Regions from separate parts of the Mus musculus genome. Here region 1 is linked to region 2. Evidence: chromatin loops called from intact Hi-C (ENCODE). Cell type or tissue: gastrocnemius. All regions are shown on one strand.

The links. A loop is a pair of places that touch in the nucleus more often than their neighbours do. Peaks named below come from ENCODE experiments on the same cell type or tissue, not always from the same donor. Only the 100,000 strongest peaks of a DNase experiment are listed, where the experiment ranks them.
Region 1: it touches region 2 in a loop (3-fold over the local background); 3 of 42 quality-filtered maps call a loop at or near these places.

What each region holds. Positions count from the first base shown.
Region 1 is chr13:55,445,318-55,453,317 of GRCm38, reverse strand. Grk6 (G protein-coupled receptor kinase 6) reads right to left here and starts at 7,987. Exons shown (of 16, transcript NM_001112711.2): 1 at 7,758-7,987; 2 at 3,915-4,010; 3 at 2,941-3,053; 4 at 2,734-2,811; 5 at 2,290-2,390; 6 at 1,897-1,989; 7 at 1,735-1,798; 8 at 1,475-1,615; 9 at 993-1,183; 10 at 234-271; 11 at 57-146. The coding sequence starts at 7,809. It overlaps Mir6943 (microRNA 6943), which reads right to left and starts at 212; the gene lies at 147-212. In gastrocnemius, a CTCF peak has its summit at 3,062; DNase peaks (open chromatin) are centred at 1,344 and 2,583; H3K4me3 peaks cover 4,203 bases; H3K27ac peaks cover 6,799 bases.
Region 2 is chr13:55,510,278-55,518,277 of GRCm38, reverse strand. Pdlim7 (PDZ and LIM domain 7) reads left to right here and starts at 4,832. Exons shown (of 13, transcript NM_001114088.2): 1 at 4,832-4,911; 2 at 5,860-5,966. The coding sequence starts at 5,871. In gastrocnemius, CTCF peaks have their summits at 4,612 and 7,239 (motif pointing left); DNase peaks (open chromatin) are centred at 5,463, 5,743, 6,920, 7,405 and 2 more places; H3K4me3 peaks cover 3,797 bases; H3K27ac peaks cover 3,879 bases.

The DNA of each region.
Region 1 (8,000 bases), 65 kb after region 2:
GGCCTGGGACAGCAAGGGGGCTGAGGAGACTGGCGTACTAGGTCAACAGGACTTACCCATGTAGCCCACAGTGCCCACACGGCCTTTGATGGTCTGGCCCTCAGGCACATGCACGGCCAGTCCCAGGTCCGAGATCCGAATGTGGCCTGGGTAGGGGTATGGAAGCAGGTGGGTTCACTGATAGGCCTAGCTTCCAACCTCACCCCATCTCCCACTTGGGCCTTCTCACCCACCATGGTCATCCAGAAGGATATTCTCTGGCTTTAGATCCCTATGGGGAGAGAAACACAGGGTCAGAGGCCTGTTTTCCAGGAAGCCAGACAGAGCCTGCCCCTGGCAGTTCAAGTGCCTACTGGGTTCAGGCATGGAGCAAGGTGAACGAGCCCTGCTCTCCCCGGGCAGCAACCAGGACCTCAGGAACTTTCTAGAGTAGTAAGAACTGAGGACTGCAACCCAGTGGGGGAGCACCTGGGGAGAGGGGTCCCTGGAAGTCATCCTTGGACTTGTTCACCTGTGCTCCCTTCCCCCAGGGGCCAACTCTACCTTCTCTGTCACATGAGGCTAGCCTTCCATCCCCTCAGAGGGCCACTGGGAGGCTCTAATAGACGCTCCATCCATAATCATAAGTAGGGCTCGCTACTACTGAGCCCGCCTGCAAGGCAGGAAGTGGAGTCTCCCAGAAACAGAACTTGTTTTGGAAGCAGGGAGCGGACTAGCTTAAGGTCACACAGAGAGGCGTGTCAAAATCAGAATTCACACATTGGCCAGCAGGCTGGATTCCCAAACCTAGGTCTGAAGCGCTCAAATCTATCGAACACGAGGGGGTTTGTGTGGAGCCGGTGTTGGCTTGTGGTTAGAGAAACCTCCAGCACACAATACTTCCACTGCCCAGCCTGACAGGCAGCCAGAGCTGCCACTCTCAAACCTAACTGCTGTCGCTGTCCAGGAAGGACCAAGACCTGGAACAGCCAGCCGCCCGAGCCCCGCCCTACCTGTACACAATGCGTTCCCGGTGCAGGTCTTCCAGGCCACAGCAGATCTCAGCAGCATAGAAGACAGCACGTGCTTCAGGAAAGCCAGCCTGGCCCATGTGGTAGATGTGGAACTTTAGGTCACCTCCATTCATCAATGTCAGCACCAGGCACAGTGCATCCTTGGTCTCATAGGCGTAGGCTAAGCTCACCTGTGCTCGGGAGACCCACACCCTCAGCCAGGAACCTGTTCGCACGCATGCTCACTCTCCTAAATGCTAATGGCAGCCACCATCTTCTGTGTGCCACTCCTTAGGACCCAGCAGGCTTCCTGAGCCTGGAATAGCACTCCTACCCCACCCTTCTTGGGTACTGTCCAGGGCAGGAAGGGAGGGGGCAGAGGGCAGTCCCTTTGGCAATAGGGAGGGAATTTAGCCTGGTGGGTGGGGAATGTAGCAGGTGGTGTGGCCCAGGGGAAGGGAGAGGGCTCCTTGTGTACTTACTACAAACCTACTGTTCACTTTCTCCAAGATCTGTTTCTCGTTGAGAGCCATGGCCTCCCCCTTTCGCTTCTTTATCCGCTTCTTTTCCAGTTTCTTGCATGCGTACATCTTGCCTGTTGCCCGCACCTGGCAGGCACATACCTGTAACCAGGCAGACAGGGATGGATGGGGGCCAGCCATGCTCTTGCTGAAGGTGGGAGGGCCCGGGCCTACAAGTACCCAATCTACTATACTCTGCAAAGACCTGGGTGGCCACTTACCTCCCCAAAGCCACCTTTGCCCAGGACTCGGTACTGCCTGAAGGTGTTTTTGGTCACTGGTTGCCTATAGGCGAGAGTAAAAAAACAAACATTTACACAGGCAGGGCTTGCCATGAGAGCCCACAATCTGACCTACCACAGGCCAGCTTGGGAGGCGTTCACCTTTCCAGCCACTTCCACTGCAGAAAACGGTTGAAGTAGATGCTGTCGAGGTAGTCGGCAAAAGGGGCCGTGCTCAGGTACTCGTGGGTCAGCCTGTTGAGAGAGGATCAGTCTGTAGGCGAGCCTCTAACAAGGCCAATTCTCAGCCTGAAGGCACAGGCCTCCCACTACATGCCGGTCAGACACAAAGCAACATCCTTTTCCTTCGGCAAGCTTCTCACTGAGGCCCTGAGCAGGAGGGTGCATGCACTCTACACTGAAGCAGGGATGGGAGGCAACTGCTAAACTCCAACAACGCGGACAGGAAGAGGAGCTGAGCTTGTCACAGACTTCAGAGCCCACAGAAGCCCCCTTCCCTGGAACAATTCCAGACCAGGAGGTATGGAGCCTTACCGGGTCAGCTCCTGGAAGAGGTCTTTGCAGGGTCCCTGCTCTAGCCGCTGGGCACAGTTACTCACCAGCTGCCGTGGAACTTCAGGGATGAGGTCAGGACCCTAGGGACATGCCACAGACACCTAATGCAAGAGGGCTCCCTTGGACAACTGCCTACTCCCGGGGCAGCACAGGCAGATGTCTGTGGGTGCCGAGAGCGGCTATGGGTAGCAAGTGCACACTAGCTGCCAGTTTGTTCAACTCCCTTTCTGCCGGCCCTTAAGGCAGGGTGAGCCAGCCCCTGGCAGGCTGCCTGACCCAAGCTCAGCCCAACCCTTGGGCTCCATGCCCTTGGGGCTGCCTGGAACAGCTCCCGGGCACTCAGTGCCCAGGCTGTGGTCACTCCTGTGCTGTTGTCACTGGGCCCTGCCTGCTGCTGTCATCTCCCTGTCACCGCTCACTCACCGTGTGGCTCAGAAAGTTCTGCATTAGTCGGCGCCCACATGCTTTCCGCTTCTCATCAGGGGTCACCTCATATTCAGACTGCAGGGTGAGAGGCAAAGAACCTGACAGATGTGGGGACGGAGTAGGGGCGGGGGGGGGGGGGGAGGAAAATGGCCAGGACCTCTGCCTGCCCTCAGTGCTGGGCTGGGCCCTGGGTGGGATACTCACCACCCCATCCAGGAAGGCAGTACACCGGGTCAGCTCAGGTCTCGTAGCACAGAACTCACGAAATAACAGGCGCCCAATGGGCTGGCGCTCACATAGGCTGTGGTAGTCACGCTCTGCAGGCCAAGAGGGGAACTGCGAGGTCACAGACCTAGAACTCACTGGCAGGGCACTCTGTTCTATATCCCCACATCTGGAATCCAATAACTTCTAGCCCCAAAAAGTGGCAGTCATTATCTCTTCAGAACCCTCCCTGCAATCTTCAGGTGGGCGCCACTGCAAGTCCAATGTAACCTGGGGGCTATGGGGCCCAGAGGGGTTGATTAATTCAACTCAGTGCCACACAGCCAGGAGTCTGGGCTCTAGACACCAGGTCTCCTTTCCCTGTTGTTTCCTGGACTTGCTTGTCACAGTTCTGGAGTTGGGTGTGGTCTGTGTGGTTGCCGCCCAGCCCAGCCCAAGTCTACACCTGTTGCCTGCCTGGCGAAAGTGCGAGAGGAAGCTGTGGCTTCCGCTGCTCTCAGCTGGGCCTCCGTCCCAAGCGCATGCAAGCCATCAGCAGAGGACGGGGCCACCTGAGGTACATACAGTTCAGACCCTCATCCACGATGCTGGAACTGGGATGAGCCCTTCTAGAAGTAACCACCATACTGCCCTAGCTTTGATGGGTACCCTCAGGTGCAAAGCTCATGAGCGCAGGACTGGTGTTCCAAACCTGACTTCCCTCCTAAGTTTCTCTCACCTCCCTCCATCCTGGCCCTCTGCCTTCGCCCATGCCCACTCTGCTGACACCAGTCTCCGTTCTCTGCCCTCTGCCATTTCAGGCCCAGGAACTGAAACTGGACTATGGCGTCTCGGTCTTCCTGGACATTCCCCCCCCCAGGCCCCCATGGCCAAGGATATGTCTGGGGATGACTCCTCATGGCTACCCCCCCCAGCTCCCCTCCCCCCAGTCTGCTCTGGGAGCCAGGCCTCACCAAGGCTGAGTCGAAGCTCCTCACACTGGCTGATATGGGGGAACTGCAGCATCTGGCGCCATTTCTTGCTCTTGCCTTTGCGATTCCCGCCACCACCTGCAAGAGCAATCAGGAACTGGGTCCCATTGAGTCCTGAGCCGCCTGCCTCGGAACCTTCCCCTAAACATGTTGTACAGAGAGGCCTTCAGGGCCCTGTTAAGTAAGGCCAAACCTGCTGCGGGAGGAACCTTGAGGCTTCTTCCAAACATTCCAGCATGCCCTTAACAAGTTCCAGGACACACATGGCCCTTGTGGGCACCCATGGTAAGAGTTCCCTGGATGAGAACCAAAATGACCAATGAGGACATCTCATCAAGAAGTTCCGCCTCATTCACTCCTAACACAGTGGGAAGTCTACAGGTTAGGAGAATAGGAGCTGGGCAGTGGTGGGGCACACCTTTAATCCCAGCACGTGGGAGGCAGACACAGGTAAATCTGAGTTCAAGGTCAGCCTGGTTGGCAGAGCAACTTCCAGGACAGCCAGGGCTACACAGAGGAATTATGTTTTGGAAAAAAAAAAAAAAAGAAGAAAAACAAAAAGAAGTAGACAAGACAAGAAGCTGGGCATGGTAGCACTTGCCATTCAAAACACAGGTGGATCTCTGAGTTTGGGGCCAGCCTGGTCTACAAGTCAGTTCTAGAACAGCCAAGGCTACATAGTGAGACCATGGTCTTTAAACAATCAATCAAGAAAGTAGACAAAGGTACCACAGTGGAGGGTATCACATAACAAGCCAAGGCACGCCAGCCAGAGATCCTGTGTCATATGGGACACATGTGAGATGCCAGAGGCAATCTGAACAACCCCTCACCCCTGTAACACCAATCACCGCACCAGAACTATCCCCTGCCCTCAGCAAGGGGGTGGCAGGAGGATGCTCCATCATCCCCCCACCCCCACCCCACTGATGCCTTCCTTATTTTATTTGGCTGAGCTGGCTGGGATGCCTTCAGAGTCTGACAGGTAGGCTAAATGTGTGCTTCAGGAGTTCCCACCCCCACCTGCGGAAGTAGTGAGAGACAGGCAAACTAGACTAGAAATTTGAAAACTAGGCACAGTCTCAAAGAACCAAGTGAACAAAAAAACCCACATTGCAGACAAACAGAGCACGTCAGAATGGGACCCACAAGTGTCTTTGGGACAGCACATGGGGACATCAGAATGACGGGAGGAACCTGGGCCGTGCAGCCTCCTGGACCTGAATCTCCAGGGTACACTTCCGGTCATCACTGCACAGTAGGATGAGTGGGAGCAACTGTGTCCAGCTCCCATTAGGACTATATAGAGAAGTAAGACCTAGCTCCAATTTACTGACAACCTAGGGCAACCAAGTTCCGTAGCCAGGCCTCAGTTTCCCCAGCACTGCCTCTATCTGATCCAGTGCAAGTGATGGAGGGGGAGGAGCTGCCTTCTGGGAAGAGGTCACAGCTGGGTCCCTAATTGGGCTCCACGAGGAAAGAGGAAGTGCTACAGCGTCCCCTTGAGAAACCCTCTCTGGTGGCCCAGCTACAGCCTGTACCCCATGTGCCCCACAGCCATTGCCTCACTGCAAGTGAGCAAGAAACCTCCAACTCCTTAACCATGGGCAAGCCTCCCCAGAGGGAGCTCCCTCCCACTCTCCCTCCACCCCAGGTTCCCCACCCAGCCCTACATTTTCTTGCCTCACCCCCCCCCCCACTTCCTCCTCCCCATCCTCCCAGCTGTATCAAGACAAGAGCAAAAAGTCACATGCAAATATCCTGTCCTAGAACCAGCTGCCGATCTGTGGGGCTCCTCTCCACCCTACTCTGCCCTCCTCCTGTAGGCCTCTGGCACTGGGGAAAGGAAGAAATCCAAGTGAGGGTACGCACCCCAAAGATCATCCCACCTAGTGCCAGATGACATACAAGTTAGGCTCTGGGCAGTGGATTCTGAGGCTGAGGGTAACAGTAGAAGAGAATTCAAGCCCAGCTCTCAAATCCAAGTTCCTTACAAGACTAGCGTCTATTAAAAGCCAACTGAGCTGTATCCCAGCACCTGGGAGGCAAAGGTAGATCTCTGAGTTCAAGGCCAGCCTGATCTACATAGCAAGGTCTAAGTAAGCCAAAACTATACATATAGTGAGACCATCTCAAAAACAGAACCTACAAAATAAAGCCAACTGTATGCATATACCACAGGTTTCCCAACTGCTGTGAGGGTCTCTGGTCACTTGGAAAGCTGGCCTCAAGCTGCTAGCTGTTTTGTGCACTGATTCTCACACAAGCAGTCCCTAGGTATAGAAGATTTCGGGGCAATGAGGCTTTCCTTAAAATTTACATGTAAAATAAGGAAACGATAATGTTGAGGGACAGAAAGCAGGTTAAAGGCCATGCAGGTGTGTACAGTGCTGTCACAGCAAGTCCAGGACACAGGACCTCTAGAGGAGGCACTAGTCCTCATTTTGGCCATGATATCCTGGGCCAAGATCCAGTAATGCCGGCTCACCTATGCAAAGGTGCCCACAGGATCTCGCCCAACAAGGCAATACCCTCAGCAGAGCTGAGCCCCAAATTGGCTAGCCCTAGGAAGTGAAGCCTGGCCTTGGCTCTCCTTATCCCTCCTCCCTGGCTGGCTGCATGACGAGGCAGAACAGAATCAGCAGATGCCCCCAGAGGCTGAGAGGAAGGCCCAGCCCCTGAGCTTGATAAGGGACAGGAGATAAGATTGCCTCCCTTGGGCACTAGGGATCCAACCTGCCCATCCCATTTCCAGGTAACACCTCTCTGGGTGTGACATGCACCAAGTAGGCAGAGGACATCAGGGACTGCGGCACACTGGGGACTTGTCTGAGCTACCTATAGACTCTACTGGGTATCTGCCTGACCCTAGGTCAATTACAATCTCTGATCTGAGCTTCAGTTTCACACCTGTAAACTGATATAGAACAGCGAAGCTGAAGGTTCCTTCATCATGGAAACCCAGCAGAAAGTGGAAAGCTGTCACTGTGTCCCTCCCTGGAGTTCCAAAAAGAAAAATCTTGTTGGTGTTTGCCCACCAGCACCCTGGACAGAGTAGGGCACTACAGGTATCTAATGATTATGTCACTCTATGTCGTTTGTCTGGCTCTAGTCATCTAGGACCCATAGAGCCAAATAACATCTGGAGTGAAACCAAGGAAGAGCAACTCCGCACCATATCCATGTGCGCGCACACACTAAGTCGACCAGACTGGCTTTTAGCCCTACAGTCCTTATAGCCCGTTATGCTCGTCTCTCATTTATTTCCCCGGTGCATCTGCCCTAGTAGGTCAAAGGCTTGCTAAATGCCAAAAACGTTACCCATGCACCCGTTTTTAGTGCCCAGAAGCTCCAGGTGAGTGGTGGTTCTGCATGTAATGTGTGTGTCCAGAAGTTTCCCCCTGTCGGTTGGGTTGTCTATACAAAGGCTCGGCTCATTCATTCTCTAATCTTTACCGATTACCAACTTTGTGCCGTTCAGGGCATCTGGGCCTGGGGCACGTGGGGCACCTTCCTGCCTCTCACGTAGAAGAGGCCTCACACGCATTCCTCTGGGGCTCATGTTCCACCTTTTCCCTTCCTTCCCTTTCTTCTTCATCACCCCCAAACCCGACTTGAGGCCCATGGCGCGACCCCCGCCCCTCCTGGGCCCCGGGTTCCGGGGGCAGAAGCGGAGGGCCGGAAGGGCTCATGTCTGCGCTTAAGAGTCCGGGTGCAGACTCCAGGGCACGAGGATAACTGGGGCCCGGACGCCTCATGGAGCTCGGAGGTCGCGCGCCCGCGATCCCCGCGCCCAGGCCTGGCCGCCCGCCTGCCTGGCCTCACCTTCCCGGGCCTTGAGTAGCACCGTGTTCGCTACGATGTTCTCGAGCTCCATGGGCTGCAGCGCCGCCCGGCCCGCCAGGCCGCGCCGCCGGCCGGGACCGCCCACGAGAGCCGGAGCCGATGGCGATCGGCGCGGCTCGGCTCGGCTCGGCTCGGCTCGGCTCGACTGACCGCGCCGCGGCCTCCGGGCCCCACCGGCCTCCGGGCCGCCGCCGCCCGCCGCGTACTCTGCGCCCCTCCCGG
Region 2 (8,000 bases):
CCCACATGAAGTGGCTCACAAATGCCTGCAATACCTAGGAATAATACAACTCTCCCCTGTTCGCTATAAATCTTTGAACATGCACACACATACACACTTACACACAGATATACACACTCACACATGCATGAACACACATGCAATACACACTCACATGCATGCATGTGCACATACACACAAACGTATGCATGTAGGCACACTTGTACATGCACACACACACACATACTTCATGCTCACTACAGATCTAAGAATCCCACTGCACACTGGACATCTGGATATCTAAAAGACAATCCTGGGTCTAGGGCTGTAGCTAAAGGGTGATAACACTTATCTAATAGATGTGAAACCCTTGCCCACCAATACTGCTGAAAGAAAAATATCTCCAACTTTAATGTGGGACGAGAAGTTAGAAGTTGGGACTCAGTGCATTACTCTCCCAAGGCGTGTTTGAGAACAAAAAGAAAAGTCTAGAAGGATGTTAGATGCTGAGAGTCAGGTTAGCACAAACAGTCCTGGCAAAACAGCATCGCCCACAACCAATCAAGCAATCGTAGAGCCACAAGGCCAGGAAACCTCACCTGAGCAGCTGCGGCATGGAGGCCTTCTCCCTCAGTGGGTAGTCACAGCCCTTGCTACTTCACCAAAAACAAGGACACACCGGAGTCCTGGTCATAACCAAAACTGGAATCCAGAACTCTGGAGGCTTTGGTCTGTTAACCTCTTCTTCATTAAAAATCCCAGTTTCAGGGCTGGGGATATGACTCAGTGGTAGAGAGTTTTCCAGAATGTACAAGGTTAAGCACACTGACTGCTCTTCCAGAGGTCCTGAGTTCAAATGCCAGCAACCACATGGTGGCTCACAACCATCTGTAAGGAGATCTGACTCCCTCTTCTGGAGTGTCTGAAGACAGCTACAGTGTACTTCCATATAATAAATAAATACATATTTTAAAAAAAGACTCTGTCTCAAAAAAAAAAAGCAAAAAACAAACAAACAAAACAAAAAACAGTCAAAGTCTCAGTTGCATGGGGATTTCCATCTTCTTCCAACTAGTTTAGAAGACCTTCAGAACTAAGAGACCTGGCCATGGAGCTGCAGGGATCCTGGCCACCAGAGGGCGCTGTATCCTTCCTAGTCCCTGCCTGTTCCAAACCTGGAGGCTGTGTGTTCTTGAGAAGATCCAAAAAGATGCACCCAGGCCCATGCCTTTCTGTGGAGCAAGAAAGGTCCTTGGAAGCCTTTCCTGTCGGCCGGCAGATGGCCAGGAGCCGTCGAAGTGCCATTCTCTTTCCTTCATTGCACCTTTGCAAGCCTTCCTTCATCTGATCATATCAACTCCGTGCAGGTTCTGAGGGCAGGCACAATAGGGGCACAGTATATCACAGGGTGGAAAGTGCTATGGGGAAAACAAAGTAGGTTAAAGGACTAGGGTATGATACAGGTATGGTATCATGGAACTGCTGTTTTAAATATTTAAAATGTCTTTGTTTATTCTATTTGTCTGTCTGCATGTATAATCTACGCACCATGTACATGCCTGGTACACAGGGAAGCCAGCAGAGGGTGTCTGAAACCCCCTGGAATTAGAATTACAAATGGTTGTGAGCCACCATGTGGGTTCTGAGAATCAAACCTGGGTCCTTTGAAAGATCCGCTGGTGCTCTTAACTGCTGTGCCATCTCTCCAGTGGGGACTGCTGTTCCAGATGGGGTGCTCGGAGAAGACCCCAGGAGGAGGCAGTATTCAAACAGAGAAAAAAAAAATAAGGCTTTTAGATCCCTACAGAAAAAAAAATAGTTGGGCTGGAGAGATGGCTCAGTGGTTAAGAGCACTGACTGCAGCGGGGTGTGGTGGCACATGCCTGTAATCCCAGCACTCGGGAGGCAGGGGCAGGTGGATTTCTGAGTTTGAGGCCAGCCTGGTCTACAGAGTGAGTTTCAGGACAGCCAGGGATACACAGAGAAACCGTGTCTCAAAAAAAAAAAAAAAAGAAAGAAAGAAAGAAAAGAAAAGAAAAGAAAAAAGAAAGAAAAGAAAAAGAAAAAGAAGAAAAAGAAAAGAAGAAGAAGAAGAAGAAGAAGAAGAAGAAGAAGAAGAAGAAGAAGAAGAAGAAGAAGAAAAAGAAGAAGAAGAGCACTGACTGCTCTTCTGAAGGTCCTGAGTTCAACTCCCAGCAACCCCATGATGGCTCACAACCATCTGTAATGGAATCTGATGCCCTCCTCTGGTGTGTCTGAAGAGAGTGACAGTGTACTCATATATAGAAAATAAACAAGTAAATGTTTTTTAAAAAAGAAAAAAAAAGTGTTTGAAGATAAAGAAATTGTGAAATGCAAAGGGGCCCTAAGGCGAGAATATACTTGGGGGTGTAGAACCAGGGCCAGAGTGGGCTAAGTGGAGTGGGCGAGTGTGAAAGAGCTCTGCCAGTTTTATTTCTTTTTCATGTCTTAGAGAGTCAGACTTAACATCTTCCCCAAGAAGCTAAGCATAACCTCCTCCTTTCCCTTATTTTTATTGTATTTCTTTTCTTTTCTTTCTTTTTTCTCCTTTTACTTATTTTGAAGCAGGGTCTCATTAAATGGCCTAGGCTGGCCTTGAACATGTAACCCCCCTTTTCCCCAGTAGCTGGAATTACACAGGCCCTGTGCTGCCAGGCCCAACACTTGACCCAGTTTCTTAGTCTTGGGTAGGTCTTAAGGATTTTAGTTTTATTTTAAATCGAGTGTGAGCCCACTGGAATGCTAAAAAGATGAAGTGTGATCTCTGTTTTAAGAATATCACATCCGCAACGGCAAGAAGACTGGGGGGTGGGGTGGGGGGAGGCAAGGGTGATAGCGGGGCGGTCAGCAAGGAGGCTCGTAGGTGTTGAAGCATTCGATGGAGGTGAAACAGCAGCAAGAGTTAGCTGCTGCTGTTCAAGCCAGTCTACACAAGGAGACCTTATTTTATGTGTATGGGTGAAACAGCAGCAAGGGTTAGCTGTGAGAACATCGGGAGATGATGTAGATGAGAAGAGACATATAATTTCATAGGTTCTGCGGAACCAACCAGGTGAATGATGTCATTGGCTGAGACCAGGAAGGAGTGAGAAGAAAGCACAAACTTGGATTGTTTGAGAAACCTTCCTGGCAGACACGTAGACAAGGTATACATTATTGGTGTCTGCAGTTCTTGAGGAAAGAGCTCGGGCTGACCATTTTCAGTGTTATTGAAAGCCAAAGGAGAGTAAGGGCTCTTAAGGTGTGAGTTTCATGACCAAATGGCCAAAGACTGGAGGCCGATGAAGTGTTATAGAGGGAAGGAAGCCTTGAAGCTAGAAAGATTGGGATTTTAGATGAGGAAGCTGCTGGGCTTGGTATGATCTCAGCCCTCCGGAGGGAAGAGCTGGAAGATCTGGGAACCCATGCAAGTTCAAGCCAGTCTACCCAAGGAGACCTTATTTTATGCGTATGGGCGTTTTCCCTGCATGCATATGTGCGCTATGTGTGCACCAGATGCCTAGAGAGGTCAGAAGAAGGCGCTGTATCTGGGGGGGTGGGGGTGGGAAGAAGAAGATAGAAATGAAGGAATGGAAAAAGAAAAAACCCCTGATCAACCTGGTGTAGACCAGCATTCCTGTCAGAACAGGATGAAACCTGAAGGCTGCAGCTGACTTAATTGAGGTCATAGAAGACCTGGAGAAAGAGTCAATAGTATAGGGGACGAGGGACAAAGAGGGAAACGTGATGGAGACAGAAGCATAGCAGATAGCTAAAGAGGGTGGTTTTGTTTTTTTGGTTTTTTTTTTTCTTCAGTTTTTCGAGACACGGTTTCTCTGTGTAGCCTTGGCTGTCCTGGAACTCACTACATAGATCAGTCAGTCTGGCCTTGAACTCAGAGACCCACCTGAAGAGGATTTCTTCAAGGATGACAACTCCCATAAGAATTTATGTACTTGGGACAATGATGGGGAAGAGGGGGTGTGATGATGGGGGGGCTGGGCAAGGGGAGGCTGTGCACCTCTCTACTGACTCAAACATTCAGGAGAGCTCAGCTTTTCCTTCTGCCCACCCTTGGCTAAGACCGAGGCTAAAGCAGGGGCTCTGAGAACACTCCGTGGCAGCCCCTTCCATCCCAACCGCATTGGAAGAACTGTGTACTCTGGACTGGGGTTAAATGGGAAACAATCCATTCCAATAGTGGTTCTGGGGGCTCTGGGTGGAAGTCCCATGGCTGTGGACTCTACTTACACCGTCAGACAACAAGTGGCGCTAAGCCCGCCCCCGTTGGCTCTTACTATGTATGTATTTACTTGTTTGTTATATCCTGCAAGCCTTTGGTTGGGTTTGGTGTTGAGGACTGAAACAAGGGCCTCCAGAGAGCTTAGCTACTGAGCTCCACCACTAAGCTACATCCCGAACACCAGGAAGCCTAACTTGAAACTACCCTATCTCGCTTCTCCAGTTCCTAGAGAATCTGAAATCTGATGATGCTGACAATATTGACCTCTAACAGTATCCCTAACAGAAAAGTGTTACCATGCCATTTTCCTCTACAAGAGAATACGGTGAGAGATCAATCAACTCTGGGGTTTCAAACGGATGCTTTCCTCCACTCCGCCAGTGGGAGGCGCAAGGGGCTTGGGCGAGAGCCTGAAGCGGGGCACAGGCTGGGCAGCGACCCGACTGGCGAGGGTAAGTGCCCGATCTCACCTTCCCTCTCCTGGAGACTCAGGGTTTTTTGACTGGGTGGGGCCTCCCACCGACCCCGGGATGTCCACTCGTTTGGCCTGGGGAGGGCGTGGCCTAGGGCTCCGCCCCCTTCCGCGGGCTCAAAAGGCGCGGCGTCCGCGGAGGCGGGGTCAGAGCGCAGCGGCGGATCCCATCGCTGCTCCCGGAGGCTGCCAGGCAGCGGCCCAGGCGGGCACTCAGGTACCGGCGTCCGCGAGGGGGTTCCTGGCCTGCACCCTACGGGGTCCTATGGCCCGCTGAGGCGCTGGGGAGGGCGTGGGTGGTCGTGAAGAGTGCCAGATTCCCTCGGCTGGCTTCGGCCGCAGCCTCCGCCCCCGCCTTCCTGCGGCGAAGTGGGGCTGATTGGCGCCTGCGCCACTGTGTGCGGTGGGGACGCGGCCAAGCGCGGGGCTGGGGCGGGAGACGAAGGGAAACAGAGTCATGTTGGCAAGGGAGCATCGTGCGTGGGTGGCACCACTTTCTCTGGCTTCCAGAAAGGATCCCCTCTCTGGCCGTGCGTAAGGGACACGGCCCCCGTCGCTCTCTACAGGACCAGTACCCCGTTTTTCTTTTCCCCTTTCAGAGACCAGGGGTCCCGCCCTGACCACCAGCAGCCTCGACCTGTCCCAAAATGGCTAGGACCCGCTCCAGCGTCCTCCTTCTCCACCCCTCCCCCTCATATCCCGAGCCCCTAACGTGCTCCCTCCTCGGGCTCTCTACAGTGTCAGCTTACACGCCTTATATAGTCCGAGCAGGCTCCGGCGGCGGCCTGCCTGCCGGGACCCGGGGAAGGAGGGGGAGCTGGCCCCTGACTCACCCCGCCACCCTCCTGAGATTCCAGGTTAGCTTGGGCAAAGCAGTGCCAATTAGCCCCACAGCCAACCCCTGGAAGAGAAAAGCACCTGAGCTCGGAGAGGCCTCTCCAGGCCCTCCCGGTGGCAGGGGGCAGGGTGGGGAACCACCTTGTCTGTTGTCTGTGAGAGGTCGGCCTGCCAGGAGCCCAGCCAAGCCAGCTGAGATACCTGCCTCCCAGTGCCTGTGTGTGTTGAGCGTCCGCCCGTGCCTTCTTGGTGCCTGGCCAACGCTAGTGCCCAGATCTGGACCTGCCTGCCAATTTGCATTGCAGACACTTTCTCTTCTTCCTCACAGGAGCAGGCACGATGGATTCCTTCAAGGTGGTGCTGGAAGGGCCAGCCCCTTGGGGCTTCCGTCTGCAAGGGGGCAAGGACTTCAATGTGCCCCTCTCTATCTCTCGGGTGAGCCTAGGTGGGGGAACAAACTCCCCAAGGGTTCTTGGGTGCTCAGGTTTCCAGAGGATCATGGGAGGAAACAGCAGGAGCAAGCCAGGACCAATAAGGCAGGAGTATCCAGGTCCAAATGGACACTTAACTACCAGGACTCCCAACTAGGTGGAGAGTAGAGAGGCACTCCCAACTTCCCTACTTTGACATGGTATTTGATGCTCTCCCACCAAGCCATCTGTGAGTGACAAGGGGGAGCCTGTTCCTTCGGTATTGGAGGCTGATGTCTCCAAGAAGTATCTTACTTAGCTAGGAGAGCAGCCTGTGGAGCCAGGTCCCCAGCAGGATGTAACTTTAATTCCAGTTATTCAAGGAATAGCAGTTGTCATCCTGTTTCCCCAAGTGACAGAGCTTGGTGGGCTGGAGGAGCCCATTCAGTAAGTCCACTGCAGAGCAAGGGTTTGAACTGAGGCACAAAAACGGCTTGTACTCTCTGTACGGTCAAGGCCAACGGGGAACTCTTCCCGCCCTGTGTGAGGACTGAGTCCCAGTCAGCTGGCTCTAGTCAGGCTGTGTGGCCTTTGACCCCAAGCCTAGGTGTAGTGAGGCTGGCCTGTAGAATTCCTGTTCCCATTCCTCAGTCCACCCTGGTGAGGAGGGTGGAGCTGGGAACTGACTCCTCCCTGAGGCAGGGGGATTACCTTATAAGCCCAAGAATGCGGGCCCCAGTTGGGATGGCCAGCAGTGGCTAGTCAACAGAGCCCAAGAGGGCTGGCCTAAGTCTAGGCCCCTTACCTGGCCCTCAGTCATTGGTGTCAGTAGGACTCAAAGCAAACTTTGTGCCCAGCCTTCCAGCTTGGTATCTCTGACTGGCCTAGGGGGTCAAAAAGGGGGCAGGGACTTCCTTCCCTGATATCCGCCTGCCTAGAGAGGCCCACCCAGCCACTGTGTAGGCAGGCAGCTGCTGGCAGGAAGCCCAGGGCAAGCCCAGCCCAAAGGGGCCTGAGAATTTCCAGGCACTGCCCAGCCTGAGTAGGGTATCAAGGCTGGTTCTCTCTGTGGGAGCCAGACATGGTGGACAGGGCAGGCAGGCATGCATGCTGTGTTCTTCCCAGAATCCTTCTCTGGAATTGCTTTGGAATCTGCTCCAACCAGCAGGATGACTAAGGGCTATCTAGACCCTTCCCCCACGCGTACATCCTACGGGTTTCTTCCTCCCCTCTGGGAAAGTGCTGGCCAGTGTAGTGTAGGTCTTAAGTTTTCTTCATTGGTAAGGAAGGCCCTGCAGATGTTGCCTTTTGGGGGCACTCTGCTGGCCCCTGCTGGCCCCTGGCCTCCTTTGTCAGCAGCTTTAACCTGTGGGTGGGGCCACCCGCTGAGTCCTGCCCTGGAGTGAGTTAGGCCCTGATGGGTGGGGTGGTCTTTTCTAAATTGGGCCAGCCCGCTATCCCTCCCCTGACCCCAGAGTGGAGGGAGGAAGGAGGGGCTAGGGCTGGCTGTGGGCCCAGGCCTGGAAGATGAGGTAATGTCTGGGATTTGGGGGTTGGGCTGCTCAGTGGAGCTCCCAGGCTGACTCACCCACACCCATAACACTGTCCAGTCCCCTGGCTTTTCCCCTCCTTAATCTCACTAGCCTCTCTTTCCCTGTGGTGCTCTGACCACCAGCTTAGCCCTCACATTTTGAGTACCCCACGAGAGAAGTGGTCCCTCATGTCTCCACCCCTTTTCAGGGAGCCAGTGGCTCCTCCTCCCAGGACCCCCCACCTTGGTCTTGCCCCACACCTCTCAGGAAGCAGCCTGTATAGGAAGGAGTGGCTAACCCAGGTCTCCATGTGCTGACTCACCATGCCTGTGACTAGGTCATTTCCCTTTTACAGTGTCACTTCCCCGTCCCCATTATTAGGGGCTCTTTGGAGTGAAACAAAGGTGAGAGGGGACATACAGACCCCAAACAGCCACGGAATGAGGGGGCATCTTGCCTTGAGCTGCCAGTCCTTCTGCCTAGCCTGCCTGAGTGTTAGCATCACACGTATACCATGCCTGGCACCC